Linked DNA regions of Homo sapiens: region 2 is linked to region 1. Evidence: read pairs that join two places in POLR2A ChIA-PET (ENCODE). Cell type or tissue: HepG2. All regions are shown on one strand. Each heading gives the region's core, and the rest is flanking DNA. Links, peaks and the distances in the headings are about the cores only. Region 1 overlaps MUTYH (mutY DNA glycosylase). Region 2 holds the start of RPS8 (ribosomal protein S8).

Region 1 (4,242 bases), core at 54-2,553:
AGGTGTGTCTGGGAGAATGGGGGTAGGCGGTTTCTCTGCCTCTTAGAGATGTAGCATGGTTACACTGAAACAGCCTGTAGTAGTCATTAAGTCCAAAACCTTCATTTTATCCTAGAAGAAACCAAGGATCAGAGGGACAAAAGATCTGTCTGAGAACAGATGGCAAATCAGTGGGAGAACAGAGATTAGCTATTTTTATTCCTAATCTAGTAAACCATAGGTGGCTGACCATCAACAATGAGAAAATGTGCCTGGTTGATTTTCACTGCTCCCTAACTGTTATAATGGCCGCCTTTTCTCTAACAGCTAAAATTAGTTGATATTTTGTGAGTGCCTACTCTATGTCAGACCCCATGAAGAGCTTTACCGGATCTCTCAATCTCCTGGTGACTCTATGAGGTATGTACTAGTATCACCTCCACCTTAGTTATAAGGAAATTGAGGTTTATGGAGATTAAGCGACTTGTTCTTTCAAATCCACGACCAGCATTCTTATACTGTGATAAAATGCAGTCCCTGCTAAGCCTCTGTATCAAACTCTCCCCCCAAACCTTTGACTTTACCACCTCATTTTCATCAAAAGAGCTTGCCTCCTCCTTCAGAAAAAAAAAAACCAACTTCAAATCTACCTCCATTTGCACTGTCTTACCCTCCTCCTCTTCAGGGTCCTGCTCCTCCAATCCCGTCTAACTGTTGGAACTCAGAAACTAATACCCCAGGCCAGGCACGGTGGCTCATGCCTGTAATCCCAACACTGCGGGAGGCTAAGGCAGGCAGATCACTTGAGGCCAGGAGTTCGAGACCAGCCTGGCCAACATGGCGAAACCCCATCTCTACTAAAAATCCAAAAAAATTAGCCAGACGTGCTCGCTTGAACCCAGGAGGCAGAGCTTGCAGTGAGCTGAGATCATGCCACTGCACAGCCTGGGCAACAAAGACAGAGCAAGACTCTGTCTCAAAAAAAAAGAAAAGAAAAGAAACCAATACCCCAAAATATGGCCCTCTGACATGCTGAACTCAAGAAGCCGCAAGGTCTCTCTGATCCTTCCACCCCAGACTCTCCCAAAGCCAGGATAAAGTTGTTCTCTGGAACTCTTTATCTGCCTAAAGTCCAAACTCACTAAAAAGAATACTTGTTTTTTCTTCCCCTCCCAATAAGACTAACATGTAACCACACCTGAACAAACCCTTTCACAGGTATTGTGTACCTCAGGATCACTCAAATTCCAAAGAGAACTATTAACAAGTCAACCTCTGTCCCCATTCCATTCTCTCTAGTAATCCTTTATTGCCCTTCAACAGAATCTCCTTCTGGCCAAAGTTCGGTTTATTTAAAAACAAATAGAGCTGGACATGCTGGCTCAGGCCTGTAATCCCAGCACTTTGGGAGGCCAAGGCAGGAGGATTACTTGAGCCCAGGAGTTCGAGATTAGGCTTGCAACATAGCAAGACCCCGTCTCTACAAAAACAGAAAAACAGAATTTCTCTTCTACCCCTTGTCAGGCCTCTGAGCCCAAGCTAAGCCATCATATCCTCAGTAACCTGCACTTATACATCCAGATGGCCTGAAGCAACTGAAGATCTACAAAAGAAGTGAAAATAGCCTTAACTGATCACATTCCACCACTGTGATTTGTTTCTGCCCCACGCTAACTGATCAATGTACTTGGTAATCTCCCCCCCACCCTTAAGAAGGTTCTTTATAATCTCCCCACCCTTGAGAATGTACTTTGTGAGATCCACCCCCTGCCCCCAAAACATTGCTCTTAACTCCAATGCCTATCCCAAAACCTATAAGAACTAATGATAATTCCACCACCCTTTGCTGACTCCTTTTTTTCAGACTCAGCCTGTCTGCACCCAGGTGAAATAAACAGCCTTGTTGCTCAGACAAAGCCTGTTTGGTGGTCTCTTCACATGGACACACGTGAGACACCCCTCCCATAATCTGTTTTGCCAGATGGTATATAAACTCACGAACTCTGTAGGGAGATGGGTAATCACTTTATGGTTCTCCCAATGTGCATGTTAATAAATTTGTATGCCTTTTCTCCAGTTAACCTGCCTTTTGTGAGCTGATTTTTCAGCAGATCTTCAGAGGGCAAAGGGAAAGATTTTCCCCTTGGCTCGTAACACAATCAAATCCCACCCTCCTTCCCTTCATAGCCAAACTTCCTTCACCAAACCTGCTTACTTCCACATTCATTCTACAATCTATTCTCCAAAGAGCAAAGGAATCTTTTCCAGATCACGTCACTTCCTTCCTTATAACCTTCAATGGTTTCCCATTCTTTTTTTTTTTTTTGGGATGGGGTCTCACTCTGTCACCCAGGCTGGAGTGCAGTGGTGTGATCTTGGCTCACTGCAACCTCTGCTTCCTCGGCTCAAGCAATCCTCCCACCCCAATACCCCACCCCAACTCCAAGCAGCTGGGACCACAGGCGCACACCACCACCACATCCAGCTAATTTTTGTATTTTTGTTAGAGACAGGGTTTCACCATGTTGCCCAGGCTAGTCTCCACCTCCAGAGCTCAAGCAATCAACCCGCCTCGGCCTCCCAAAGTGCTGGGATACAGGCATGAGCCACGGCGCCTGGTGACACCCCATTATATTCTTTTATTTTCTTTCTTTTCTCTTTTTTTCTCCCTCCCTCTTTCCTTCCTTCCTTTTTTCCTTTTTCTTTCTTTTTTAAATACTGTAGGCCTTTACTATGGGTCATTAAATTCTTGAGCAAGCTGGTTGTGGTGGCTCAACACTGTAATCCTGCTACTCTGGAGGCTGAAGTGAAGAACAGCTTGAGCCCAGAAGGTCGAGGCTGCAGTGAGCTATGATTGTGCCACTGCACTCCACCCTGGGCTCAGCAAGACCTTGTCTCTTAAAGAAAAAAAAAGATTGAGCAAATATTTATAGAGCCCCCTAATATGTGCCAAGCAGTTTTAGGCACTTGGCATACTTCAGTAAATAAAACATCAAAAGTTCCTGCCCTCAGGGAGCTTATATTCTAATGGGGACAGAAAAGGAATAATGAACATAAGTAAATTCCATAAGATGTTAGGTGATAAATATTAGCATAAAAAGCAAAAATTAGACCAAGAGGGGAAAAAAAAGAGTGCCAAGGTGGGGTTTAATGTTGCAATTTTAAAGACTGTGGTCAAGGTAGACCCAAAGCATTCTAAGTGAGTGCAAAGGCCCCAAGGAGGGTGCCTGGTATGTCTGTGGTACAGTAAGTAGGTCAATGTGGTTAGAATGGAATGAGATGGGACTGAGTGGTAGAAGAGGTCAGAGAAGTAAACCAGATGAGGTGGGGAGAGGAGGGTCACAAAGTACCTTATAGGCCATTGGAGGGATTTGGCTGCCACACCCTTGCTCTTAGAAGGCAGTCCTCTTACTACAGCCTTGCAGGTCCAGTGATCCGGGCACCATCCGCCTCATCCCCTCACTATGCTCTAGCCAAGGTTGACTGAATTTAGTTGCTTAAACACCTCAAGTGTGTCTGCCCACCTTGGGGCCTCACACAATCCATTTCCTCTGTTTGGACTCTTTTATGCTTTTACCTAACACCTTATCATTTTTCAAGTCTTGACTGAAATGTCCAAATCAGGTCCCCTCATCTTATCCTATCACATATTTCTGCCTTGTAGCTCTTACCTAATGTAATTTTACATTACTTTGATTCTTTCCATCAGTGTGTACTTCCTGAATTTGACTGTAAAAAACGACTTGAGTGCAAGGACTGATTCTCTTGTTGATTGGTGTGTGTCCAAAGTCAGTGCCAGGTAAACTGTACACAATAGATACCTGTTAAATGAATTAATGGGATGGGGGATAGTCAAAAGAGTTTCCCTTTTTTAGGATAGGAGAAATCCAAAGAGTTTTTTTATTTTTGTTTTTTTTTTGTTTGTTTGTTTTGTTTTTAGAGACAGTGTGTCCCTCACTTTGCTGCTCTGCCACTCAGGCTGGAGTGCAATAAGAACATGGCTCACTGCAGCCTCGACCTCCTGGGCTCAAGCCATCCTCTCACCTCAGCCTCCTGTAGCTGGGACTACAGGTGCGCACCACCATGCCCAACTAATTTTTAATTTTCTTTTTGTAGAGACAAGGTTTCACTATGTTGCCCAGGCTAGTCTTGAACTCCTAGGGTCAAGCGATCCTCCCACCTTGGCCTCCTAAGATGATTACAGGCCATAAGCCACTGCGCCCGGCCCAAGCAGTTCTGAATAATGATGAAATGGGCTCAGTT
Region 2 (12,170 bases), core at 8,456-10,955, 550 kb before region 1:
TCTTGTTGCCCAGGCTGGAGTGCAATGGTGCGATCTCAGCTCACTGCAACCTCTGCCTCCTGGGTTCAAGCGATTCTCCTGCCTCAGCCTCCTGAGTTGCTGGGATTACAGGCGTGTGCCACCACGCCTGGTTAATTTTGTTATTTTTAGTAGAGACGGGGTTTTGCCGTGTTAGTCAGACTGGTCTCAAACTCCTGACCGCAGGTGATCTGCCCATTTTGGCCTCCCAAAGTGCTGAGATTACAGTCGTGAGCCACCGCACCCAGCCGAAATGTAGATATTCCTAAAGCCTTGGACCTATGTTTTTTCTTGTATTTTTTTCTTTCTTTTTTTTTTTTTTTAATAGGCAGCTGGAGAGGCTGCTTAGGTCAATTATTTTCTTTTTTCTTTTCTTTTTTTTTTTTTTTTGAGACAGGGTCTTGCTCTGTTGCCCAGGCTGGAGTGCAGTGGCATGATCATAGCTCACTGTGACCCTGAATTGCAGGCTCAAGCAATCCTACAGCCTCAACCTCCCGGGCAGCTAGGACTACAGGCACATACCACCATGCCTGGCTCCTACATATTTTTTTTTTTGAGATGGAGTCTCGCTCTGTCGCCAGGCTGGAGTGTGACGGCGTGGTCTTGGCTCACTGCAACCTCCGCCTCCCGGGTTCAAGCGATTCTCCTGCCTCCCAAGTAGCTGGGACTAAGGTGCGCACCACCACACCCAGCTAATTTTTGGTTTGTTTTTTTTTTTTTTTTGAGACGGAGTCTCTCTCTGTCGCCCAGGCTGGAGTGCAGTGGCGCTATCTTGGCTCACTGCAAGCTCCGCCTCCTGGGTTCACGCCATTCTCCTGCCTCAGCCTCCCGAGTAGCTGGGACTACAGGTGTCCGCCACCACGCCTGGCTAATTTTTTGTATTTTTAGTAGAGATGGGGTTTCACCGTGTTAGCCAGGATGGTCTTGATCTCCTGACCTCGTGATCTGCCCGCCTCAGCCTCCCAAAGTGCTGGGATTACAGGCGTGAGCCACCGCGCCCGGCCTAATTTTTGTATTTTTAATAGAGACGGGGTTTCAACATGTTGGCCAGGATGGTCTTGATCTCTTGACCTCGTGATACACTTGCCTCAGCCTCCCGACATGCTGGCATTACAGGCGTGAGCCACCACCCCGGCCTCCTACATATTCTTTATAAGAAATGTTAAACACTATACTTTAGGGATCATTTCTATAGTTTGTTGCTAGGGAAGTTTCTCTGAACATGTACAGCACTGCACAAAAATCAAATCAAAATGGATTAAAGACTTAAATCTAAGACCTCAAACTATGAAACTATGAAACTACTACAAGAAAACACTGGGGGAAATCTCCAGGATATTGGTCTGGGCAAAAATTCCTTGAACAATACCCCATAAGCACAGGCAACCAAAGCAAAAAATGGACAAATGGGATCACATCAAGTTAAAAAGCTTCTGCACACCAAAGGATACAATCAACAAAGTAAAGAGACAACCCACAGAATGGGAGAAAATATTTGCAAACTACCCATCTGGCAAGGGATTAACAACCAGAATATTTAAGGAGCTCAGCTCTAAGCAGGAAAAAACTAATAATCTGATCAAAAAATGGGCAAAAGATTTGAATAGACATTTCTCAAAAGAAGACATACAGATGGCAAACAGGCATATGTAAGGTGCTCAACATCACTGATCATCAGAGAAATGCAAATCAAAACTACCATATCATCTCACCCCAGTTCAAATGGCTTATTTCTAAAACACAGGCAATCACAAATGCTGGCGAGGATGTGGAGAGAAGGGAACGCTCGTACACTGTTGTTGGGAATGTAAATTAGTACAACCACCATGGAGAACAGTTTGGAGGTTCCTGCACTGCTGGGTATATACTCAAAAGAAAGGAAATCAGGTTGGGCGCGGTGGCTCACTCCTGTAATCCCAGCACTTTGGGAGGCGTAGGCGGGCAGATCACTTGAGGTCAGGAGTTCAAGACCAGCCTGGCCAACATGGTGAAACCCCATCTGTACTACAAATACAAAAATTTGCTGGCATGGTGGCCCATGCCTGTAACCCTAGCTACTTGGCAAGCTGAGGCAGGAGAATTGCTTGAACCCAGGAGATGAAGGTTGCAGCGAGCCAACATCGCACCACTGCACTCCAGCCTGGGCAACAGAGCGAGACTGTCTCAAAAAAAATTAAAATTAAAGTTAAAAAAGACGAATGGCGCCAGGTGTGGTTGCTCACGCCTGTAATCCTAGCACTTTGGGAGGCTGAGGTGGGCAGATCACCTGAGGTCAAGAGTTCGAGACCAGCCTGGCCAACATGGTGAAACCCCATCTCTACTAAAAATACAAAAATTAGCCAAGCATGGTGGCGCATGCCTGTAATCCCAACTACTCAGGAGGCTGAGGCAGGAGAATTGCTTGAACCTGGGAGGCAGAGGTTGCAGTGAGCTGAGATCATGCCACTGCACTGCAGCCTGGGTGACAGAGCAAGACTCCGTCTCAAAAGAAAAAAAAAGATGAATGGATAAAATGTGGTACATATGTACAATGGATTACTATTCAGCCATAAAAAAGAATGAGATCCCGTCATTTGCAACATCATGGGTAGAACTGAAGGTCATTATGTTAAGTGAAATAAGCTGGGCACAGAAAAACACACTTATGCAAAGAGAATCGCATGTTCTCACTTATTTGTGGGATCTAAAAATCAAAACAATTGAACTCATGGTCCTAGAGAGTAGAAGGATGGTTACCAGAGGCTAGAAAGGGTAGTGGGAGGGTAGGGGGAAGTGGGGATGGTGGGGATGGCTAATGGGTACAAAAATAAAATATCATCATAAATAAGACCTACTATTTGATAGCAAAACAGGGTGACTATAATCAATAATAACTTGTGTATTTTATTTTTTTGAGACAGAGTTTTACTCCATCACCCAGGCTGGAGTGAGTGCATTGGTGCCATCTCGGCTCACTGGAACCTCCACCTCCCGGTTCAAGTGATTCTCCTTCTTCAGCCTCCAGACGGAGTTGCTGGAATTACAGGCGCCCGCCACCACGCCCGGCTAATTTTGTTTTGTTTGTTTGTTTTGTTTTGAGACGGAGTTTCGCTCTGTCGCCAGACTGGAGTGCAGTGGTGCGATCTCGGCTCACTGCAACCTCCAGCTCCCTGGTTCAAGCGATTCTCCTGCCTCAGCCTCCCTGAGTAGCTGGGATTACAGGTGTGCGTCACCATGCTCAACTAAATTTTGTATTTTTTTAGTAGACACGCGGTTTCACCATGTTGGCCAGGCTGGTCTCGAACTCCTGACCTCGTGATCCGCCCGCCTCCGCCTCCCAAAAGTGCTGAGATTACAGGCGTGAGCCACCGCGCCAGGCCTAAAAATTTTTTTTAATTAAAAAATAGATATCCTTCTAGCTCAGAAAAGTTAGCTGATCCCTCCTTTATACTCTCTTCCTAAGTTCCGTTCATTCTGGTGGCTTTAATTACCATTTATAAGCCAACGATTCCCAAAATAACATCTTCGGTGCAGATCCCTTATAAGGATGACCAGTCATTAATATTCAGCTTCCTATCTGTTAGTCCCACTCAACATGACTTAGCAAGATCTCAAAATGAACGTGTCCAGAACAGCTCCTACCTTAGCCTACCCCATCTCAGTAAATGGCCCCAATATTTATCCGATTGATCAAGTGACAATCTTAGGAATCCTTGACACCGCCCTCTCCCTCAATCCCCATGTCCAATCTACCACCAAACCCTTCAAAACAAAACCCAAGTCCACACTCGTTTCCAATTCCATTGCCTTCCACTCTTTTTCAACGCAGCCGCACCCACATCTCATCCTAAACGACCGCAGCAGCCTCTGAAACTAGTCTAAACACGCCCAGATCTGCCGACGCCGCAGACCCCCTTCCCCCAGCCCAGGGTCGGAGGCGAGTCGCCGGGGGTCGGCAGAGGTCAGCAGCCTGCGAGACCCTCCTAGGCTCGTGGCCCTAGGCGCGGCAGCTGACACGTAAGTCTCGTCGCCCGACGTTGTTTCGGCGCTCAGAAACAACGTAAAGTAAAGGGGCGGGGCAGCGTTTTACAAACCGAACCGTGAATCTTTGCGGTTTCTCTTTCCAGCCAGCGCCGAGCGATGGGTGAGTGTCGCTCTGCATTGAGGCGGGTGAAGGGAGGTTGAGCTCAATCAGGCCCCATCCTGCTTCACAGCCTACTGAGGAGTCCAGACGCCCCGACCCCCGGCCAGGGACAGCCACGAGGAGTGGTGGCCCTCGGGTTTCGGCCGCCCAGCCCGTCTCTGGGGGCTGCGAAGGCTCTGGGCTCCGGGTTCCGGGCCGCGGGCTGCGGGCTCCGAGCGGCGCCAACATGGCTGCCGCGAGGAGGAGGCCCCGGCCTGGCCGCACGTGTATGATGACAACTCGGTAATGCTGCATACTCCCGAGTGCGCGGTGGGGAAGCCAACCTTGGAGAGCTGAGCGTGCGACCGGCCCGGCGCGGGGGTCTCCGGGAGCTGGCGAGTCGCTAGCACCGAGTCACAGTGGCTCAAGCTTCCTTCCCCGCTTCCACATGCAGGCATCTCTCGGGACAACTGGCACAAGCGCCGCAAAACCGGGGGCAAGAGAAAGCCCTACCACAAGAAGCGGAAGTATGAGTTGGGGCGCCCAGCTGCCAACACCAAGGTGGGTGCGAGCGTGGGCCTGTCCGCCTGGGAGGTCGCCTTCCCCCGCTCTCCAGCGTGCTCGGGTCTTTCCGTGTGACAGTTGTGCGTTCTTTCTTGGGCTCTGATTTCTCTGTAGTAGGGCCTGGGTGTCCTGTCCCCCTTTAGCTGTTGGATAAGTAAGTACCAAAGAGGGAATGCTCCCTCAGGCCCCCAAACCTGGAGCTTAGGATTTCAGAGAGAAGGATACTGTGTGGGGACTTGAGCTTCTGGAGAGGGTGGCGCCTCGCGTCATAGTCAGAAGCCTAGTCTTGTTTTTTTTACAGAGGCTTAATTTTCAGCATTTGGGGTCAGGCTTTCCTCTTGGAGGCAAGTAGGGTGATGAAAAAGAATCCTTAGGCGTGGTTGTGGCCGTCTTGGTCACCTGTGTGCCACTTGCCAATGCAAGGACTTGTCATAGTTACACTGACTGTTGCCTCCTCCCGGCCCAGGTTCCTCTCCCTCACTTGCCTTGCTCTCCTTGGTAACCTAGTTCCTGTAACCTTGTGTTTTCCAGATTGGCCCCCGCCGCATCCACACAGTCCGTGTGCGGGGAGGTAACAAGAAATACCGTGCCCTGAGGTTGGACGTGGGGAATTTCTCCTGGGGCTCAGAGTGTGAGTGAGGCCCTTTGGGAGTGGGTGGGAAAACGCACCTAAACGGTCTTAAGATTCACCAAGTGGGCCTGGCGCGGTGGCTCACGCCTATAAGCCCAGCACGTTGGGAGGCCGAGGCGGGCGGATCACCTGAGGTCAGGAGTTCGAGTCCAGCCTGGGCAACAGAGCGAGACTCTCAGTAAAAAAAAAGATTCAAGTGCTTTTAGCAAGTAGTCTGTGGCTTAGACCAAGGCATTTGAAGTTTCTCCTTGCTGAAAGATCTTAAGGTAGCTGGGGAGTTCTCTCCACCCAGGCTGTCCTGCTCCAATCTCTTTTTTTGAGATTGGGTCTCTGTTGCTCAGGCTGGAGTGCCAGTGGCGTGATCTTGGTTCACTGCAGCCTCCGCCTCCTGGGTTGAAGTGATTCTCCTGCCTCAGCCTCCCAAGAAGCTGGGATTACAGGCGTGTGCCATCACACCCGGCTGCTTCTGTATTTTTAGTAGAGACGGGGTTTCACCATGTTGGCCAGGCTGGTCTCAAATTCTTGGCTTTAAGTGATCCACCCGCCTTGACCTCCCAAAGTGCTGGGGTTACGGGCGTGAGTCACCGTGCCCGACCTGCTCTGATCTTTCTGAACTCTGCAGCCTGAGAGATTGGGGCTGGTAAAGACTGCGGGTTGCCAAACATAACTAGAAACGTGGGTTAGGGGGTTGTGGAAGACGAACTGATGCCCCATGGCTTGTAAAGGCTGAGAGTTCCCTTATTTCTCCTTAAGGCCTCATGGGGCTGAAGAACCTGGAGGAGTGTGCCAGGGCCATTTGTCCTCCAGTTTACTTGATGCCAAATTTCTCCTGTGAGCAGGTTGTACTCGTAAAACAAGGATCATCGATGTTGTCTACAATGCATCTAATAACGAGCTGGTTCGTACCAAGACCCTGGTGAAGAATTGCATCGTGCTCATCGACAGCACACCGTACCGACAGTGGTACGAGTCCCACTATGCGCTGCCCCTGGGCCGCAAGAAGGGAGCCAAGCTGGTGCGTGTTACTTCCCTGTAGGGGTTGTGGGGAGGGCAGCCTGACTCCAGCCTTCTCGTGATGAAAACTCTGTCCAGTTCTGCTACTGAAGGGAGAGAGATGAGAGCCTTTTAGGCTGAGGAAGGCCAGCACTGGGGTGTGCAGGGTTCGAGAAAGCTCCCAGGGCCTGCCTTCCTTCCCTGAGCTCATATATTTGTATCCCCTTTTCAGACTCCTGAGGAAGAAGAGATTTTAAACAAAAAACGATCTAAAAAAATTCAGAAGAAATATGATGAAAGGAAAAAGAATGCCAAAATCAGCAGTCTCCTGGAGGAGCAGTTCCAGCAGGGCAAGCTTCTTGGTGAGAAGGCTGTTGTGTTGGAGGTGGGGAGTCGCAGAGATTGAGTGTGCCGAGGCACTTTTCCCTTGTCTCAGTTCCTTTGACTGCCAGCCATGCAGTCTAAAGGGTTCACTGATAACAGGCTGCGAGCACAAAGGGGAACGTTTGGTCACCCTATTCGTATGAAGCTGAAATGGGAAGCATTGGGTAGAAGAGTCTGCATAGGCCCGTGCTTGGAGTCTTTGTATTTGGGGAAGTCTCTGCCCAGGCTGAGGGGGCTGTCTCAGTGATGAAAACTTTGTCCAGTTCTGCTACTGACAGTAAGTGAAGATAAAGTGTGTCTGAGGAGACAGCTGGCTTCATGCTTGCCCCCAGGGTACCTGAACCCACAGAGATTCTTAAGCGGGTGGAGAGGTTTGGGTAGGGCCACCTTGTCGTTGTGCTAAGGATCACCTACTCTCTTGCAGCGTGCATCGCTTCAAGGCCGGGACAGTGTGGCCGAGCAGATGGCTATGTGCTAGAGGGCAAAGAGTTGGAGTTCTATCTTAGGAAAATCAAGGCCCGCAAAGGCAAATAAATCCTTGTTTTGTCTTCACCCATGTAATAAAGGTGTTTATTGTTTTGTTCCCACATTTATGTTGCCTGAATATATGACTGTTTTCTCTGCTTTATTTCCTTGCCCTGCAAAACTGATCTGGGTGGGTGGCTGCAACCCCTTGCCTTAACCTCTGCCTCCTACTGTCCTGAGCCAGGCTCACCACACTGTAAAGTCCCTGTTCTCAACTCCATGTCCCTGAAGGCCAGATTTATTATGTGGGCTATGTCTATAGTGGGAACATTTCTCACCACATTTTGGTGGGGATAGGGATGTGGCAGAGGCTATGAGGGGGTATCCCAACCTTGGGGTTCAGTAATATTGTGCTGGCTGAGTCATGATTAGAATCTCAGGCTATATTGCTTATAAAAAATTTTAAGGATCTTGTACCCATTGTAAGATTAACAGTGATTTCTGCCTTGCTTGGTCTCCAAGGGTCACTTCTTTGACTTAAACTTGCCCTGTCAAACACTTATCTTTAGTCCTGACCTGCCTGACATCTGCACTTGGATTTTTTTTTTTTTTCTTTTTTTGAGACAGTCTCTGTCACCCAGGCTGGAGTGCAGTGGCATGATCATGGTTCACTGCAGCCTTTACATCGGGGCTCAAGTAATACTGCCTCAGCCTGCCAAGTAGCTGAGACAATAGGCACTACACCCCTTTTTGTTTTGTTTTTGAGACAAAGTTTTGCTCTTGTTGCCCAGGCTGGAGTGCAATGGCGTGATCTCGCCTCACCGCAACCTCTGCCTCCTGGGTTCAAGGGATTCTCTTGCCTCAGCCTCCCGAGCAGCTGGGGTTACAGGCATGCGCCACCACACCTAGCTAATTTTGTATTTTTAGTAGAGACAGGGTTTTTCCCTGTTGGTCAGGCTGGTGTTGAACTCCTGACCTCAGATGATCTGCCTGCCTTGGCCTCCCAAAGTGCTGGGATTACGGGCGTGAGCCACCATGCCTGGCCTATACCCATTTTTTTAAATTATTTTTTTTGGTAGAGACAGGGTCTCACTTCATTGCCCAGGTCTTGAAATCTTGGGCTCAAGCAATCTTACCACCTTTGCCTCCCAAAGCGCTAGGTTTCAGGCATAAGCCACCACACCCAGCTTTGCACTTGGGTTTTTTGTTTTTCGAGACAGAGTCTGGCTCTGTTGCCCAGGCTGGAGTGCAATGGCGGGATCTTGGCTCACCACAACCTCCACCTCCCAGGTTCAAGCGATTGTCCTGCCTCAGCCTCCCAAGTAGCTGGGATTACAGGCGTGCACCATCATGCCCAGATAATGTATTTGTAGTAGAAACGGGGTTTCTCCATGTTGGTCAGGCTGGTCTCGAACTCCCATCCTCACGTGATCTGCCCACCTCGGCCTTCCGAAGTGCTGGGATTACAGGTGTGAGCCACCGCACCCGGCCTGCTTTTTGGGTTTTTTTAGATAGTCACTCCGTTGCCTAGACTGGATTACAGTGGTGTGCAATCTCAGCACACTGCAACCTCCGCCTCCTGGGTTCAAGCAATTCTCATGCCTCAGCCTCCTGAGCGGCTGGAATTACTAGGTGTGCACTGCCATGCCCAGCTCACTTTTTTTTTTTGTCCTTGAGGCATTTTATTTGTAAATATATGTATTACATCCCTAGAAAAAGAATCCCTGGATTTTCCCTCCTGTGTGTTTTCGTCTTGCTTCATGGTCCATGATGCCAGCTGAGGTTGTCAGTACAATGAAATCAAACTGGCGGGATGGAAGCAGATTATTCTGCCATTTTTCCAGATCTTTGAGTTGCACATCAAATCTGGGGCTGATCGCTCCACACTTGTTTAGCCTGCCTGTGAGGTTCACAACAATTTTCCCAGCTCTGTGATCATCAGTGATTTCAAATTCGCCAATGTAACCATGCTTCATCATCACAGTGAGAAACTGGACGATGACTTTGGAGCATGGCCTAAGAAGCACCTGGCGTTTGCCTCTCTTTTCGGCATTGTTGATGCTCTTGAGAGCATCTGCCAGGGCATTCATGCGCACCATTGTGACGGCGTGGAAAGATGGCGGAAAGAGGACGGGAGGGGAGAGCGCACGGAGTTATGGGCCACTTTTTGTATTTTTAGTAGAGAGGGTTTCACTGTTGGCTAGGGTGGTCTCCAACTCCTGTCCTCAAGTGATCCACCCGCCTTGGCCTACCAAAGTGCTGGGATTATAGACATGAGCCACTCGCCCAGCTTTGTGCTTGGATATTTTAATAGGGCTCCCAAAGGCCAGCATTTTCAAAACTGAGCTCTTGTCTGCCCCCACCTGCCATGTTCCTCAGTTTCAAGAGTCAGGATCTCACACTAGGCTGGAGTGCAGCGGATCGATCATTGTTCACTGCAGCCTCAATCTACTGAGTAGCTGGGACTACAGCTGTGGTGCAGGGCCCAGAATAATCATTTTATTTTTTTGTAGAGATGGGGTTTCTTGTTGCCCAGGCTAATCCTGAGCTCCTGGCCTCAAGCAATGCTCCTGCCTTGGCCTTCCAAAGTGTTGGGATTACACATGTGAGGTACTGCACCCCACCAAGATTATATTTTTAATGCAACAGCTTCCTATCTCATCAATGAAAATCCTTACCAAGTATTATGACTTGATGTGACCTAGCTCCTTCTATAGTGACTCCCTCCATCAACCACACAACCATCCTAGTTTACTGAACATACATGTACACATGCTATTCCCTTTGTTAGGCACGCTCCTTCAAATATCCACTTGGGGCTGGACACTGGGCATGGTGGCTCATGCCTGTAATCCCAGCACTTTGGGAGGCAGAGGCCAAGGCAGGAGGATTGCTTGAGGCTGGGAGATTGAGACCAACCTGGGCAACAAAGTGAGACCCTGTTTCTACAAAAAAAACCCCACATGGTTCATTCCCTCCAGGTCTTTGCTATGCCATCCTAGTGAATTCTTGCCGGATCACAATATTCTAAGTTGCAGTCGCCCCTCTGAACTGTCTTACACTTCGCCTGTTTTTTCTCTTTATTCCTTAATCTGACAAAGTTTGCTCTTTTCCCTTTGGAATGGTACTCCAGGGAAACAAGGATATTTGTTTCCTGCTGTGTCTCTGGCACCTGGAAAAGTGTATGGACATATACTGGGTACTCAAATATATGCAAGATTAATTGGGAAAAAAGTCTTGAGACTTTATTAAATTTGAAGTTTGGCCAGGCATTGTGGCTTACGCCTGTAATCCCAGCACTTTGGGAGGCCGAGGCAGGTGGATCACTTGAGGTCAGGAGTTCAAAAACCAGCCTGGCCAACATGGTGAAACCCCATCTCTACTAAACATACAAAAAATTAGCAGGGTGTGGTGGCATGTGCCTGTAATCCCAGCTACTTGAGAGGCTGAGGCATGAGAATCTCTTGAACCTGGGGAGGTGGAGGTTGCAGTGAGCCAAGATCTGTCCATAAAACCAGTGGGTTCTTTCTCTAAAGTCTTGAAATCCATCCATTCTCCATTTCTACCACCTTCACAGATGACCGTTCTCACCATGGAACAAGGCTTGTAAAAGCTGCAGAAAAAAAAAAAAAAACCTCAAATACCTCGTGAATGAATGGCCATCATTGTGGGGTGCTACTGTCTCCACATTATAGATTTGGAAACTGAGGCTTAGAAATATTCACTATTGGCTAGACGCGGTGGCTTACGCCTGTAATTCCAGCACTTTGGGAGGCTGAGGCGGGTGGATCACCTGAGGTAAGGAGTTAAAGACCAGCCTGGACAACGTGGTGACACCCCGGTCTCTACTAAAAATACAAAAAATTAGCCGGGCGTGGTGGTGGACACCTGTAATCCCAGCTACTCGGGAGGCTGAGGCAGGAGAATTGCTTGAACCCAGGCGGTGGAGGTTGCAGTGAGCCGAGATCAGGCCATTGCACTCCAGCCTGGGTGACAGTGCAAGATTCCGTCTCAAATAAATAAATAAATAAATAAATAAATAAATAAATAAATAAGAAATATTCACTATCCCATGGACATACAGATGGAAAGAAGCAAAGCCAGCATTAGAATCCAGTCAACTGACCCTGCCAGAGGCTGGAGTCTACTCACTGCACTCTAGTGTCCCCCCTCTGTCTTCCTCCTCTGTTCTGGCATTTATCCTGTGGCCTTAATATTCAGTTTTGGCCTTCACTGATTTCTTTAGGTGAAGACTGGGATTTAAAAAGCAAGAATCGTATAGGAGCATAGTTTTATCACAATTCCAATGTAGTGCTCTGTGGCAGACTGTTTCCAGAAGACTTTTTTTTTTTTTGGAGACAGAGCCTGGCTCTGTAACCGAGAGCTAGAGTGCAGTAGAGTGATCTTGGCTCACTGCAACCTCCGCTTCCCAGATTCAAGCAATTCTTGTGCCTCAGCCTCCCAAGAAGCTGGGATTACAGGCATCCACCACCACACCCAGCTAATTTTTGTATTTTTAGTAGAGATGCGGTTTCACCACGTTGGCCAGGCTGGTCTTTAACTCCTGGCCTCTGGGGATCTGCCCACCTTGGCCTCCCAAAGTGCTGGGATTACAGGCGTGAGCCACTGTGCCCAGCCACAGAAGGCTCTTTACTTACATCAGCCGAGTGCCCCCAGCGCTGCAGGCCCACCATGGAGATGGGCCTAGGCTTCTACCCGTAAACTGTACTTTTTCCCCCTGTGTGGTTGGTGGCAGTGGAGAAGAGCTTGGCACACAAGTCCAAATGCTAGGTCTAGGGTGGGTGGTGGATGGCTGCCTTCACATCTGACTTTAATCAGCCTCCAAGACAGATTCCCAAACCCTTCCTTCATCTTCATCCTACTGCATGCATGCCAATTCAATTTTAAACAATTATAACTGCACAAGTAATAAATATATTCTCAATATAAACAAAAACTAAACAACACTTAAACAAAAACTTGAATATATTCTCAATGTAAACAAAAACTTTA

The links. Peaks named below come from ENCODE experiments on the same cell type or tissue, not always from the same donor. Only the 100,000 strongest peaks of a DNase experiment are listed, where the experiment ranks them.
Region 2: POLR2A ChIA-PET joins it to region 1 with 5 read pairs; 17 of 35 experiments call an interaction of 5 or more read pairs at or near these places.

The regions. Positions count from the first base shown.
Region 1 is chr1:45,334,857-45,339,098 of GRCh38, forward strand. The region is part of intron 1 of MUTYH (mutY DNA glycosylase); the gene reads right to left. Among named protein-coding and RNA genes, the nearest start is that of MUTYH, 3.0 kb to the right of the region's middle. In HepG2, for the core only: no CTCF peak of the experiment used is centred there; a DNase peak (open chromatin) is centred at 1,255.
Region 2 is chr1:44,771,460-44,783,629 of GRCh38, forward strand. RPS8 (ribosomal protein S8) reads left to right here and starts at 4,081. Exons shown (of 6, transcript NM_001012.2): 1 at 4,081-4,141; 2 at 4,575-4,681; 3 at 5,216-5,315; 4 at 6,155-6,330; 5 at 6,541-6,670; 6 at 7,117-7,320. The coding sequence starts at 4,138. The coding sequence ends at 7,226. It overlaps BEST4 (bestrophin 4), which reads right to left. Exons shown (of 9, transcript NM_153274.3): 9 at 12,126-12,170. SNORD55 (small nucleolar RNA, C/D box 55) reads left to right here and starts at 4,406; the gene lies at 4,406-4,479. SNORD46 (small nucleolar RNA, C/D box 46) reads left to right here and starts at 5,033; the gene lies at 5,033-5,130. It also overlaps SNORD38A, SNORD38B and the pseudogene RPS15AP11. RefSeq lists a silencer at 4,125-4,334 and enhancers at 4,415-4,704, 6,279-6,790, 7,941-8,441, 8,442-8,942. In HepG2, for the core only: no CTCF peak of the experiment used is centred there; no DNase peak of the experiment used is centred there.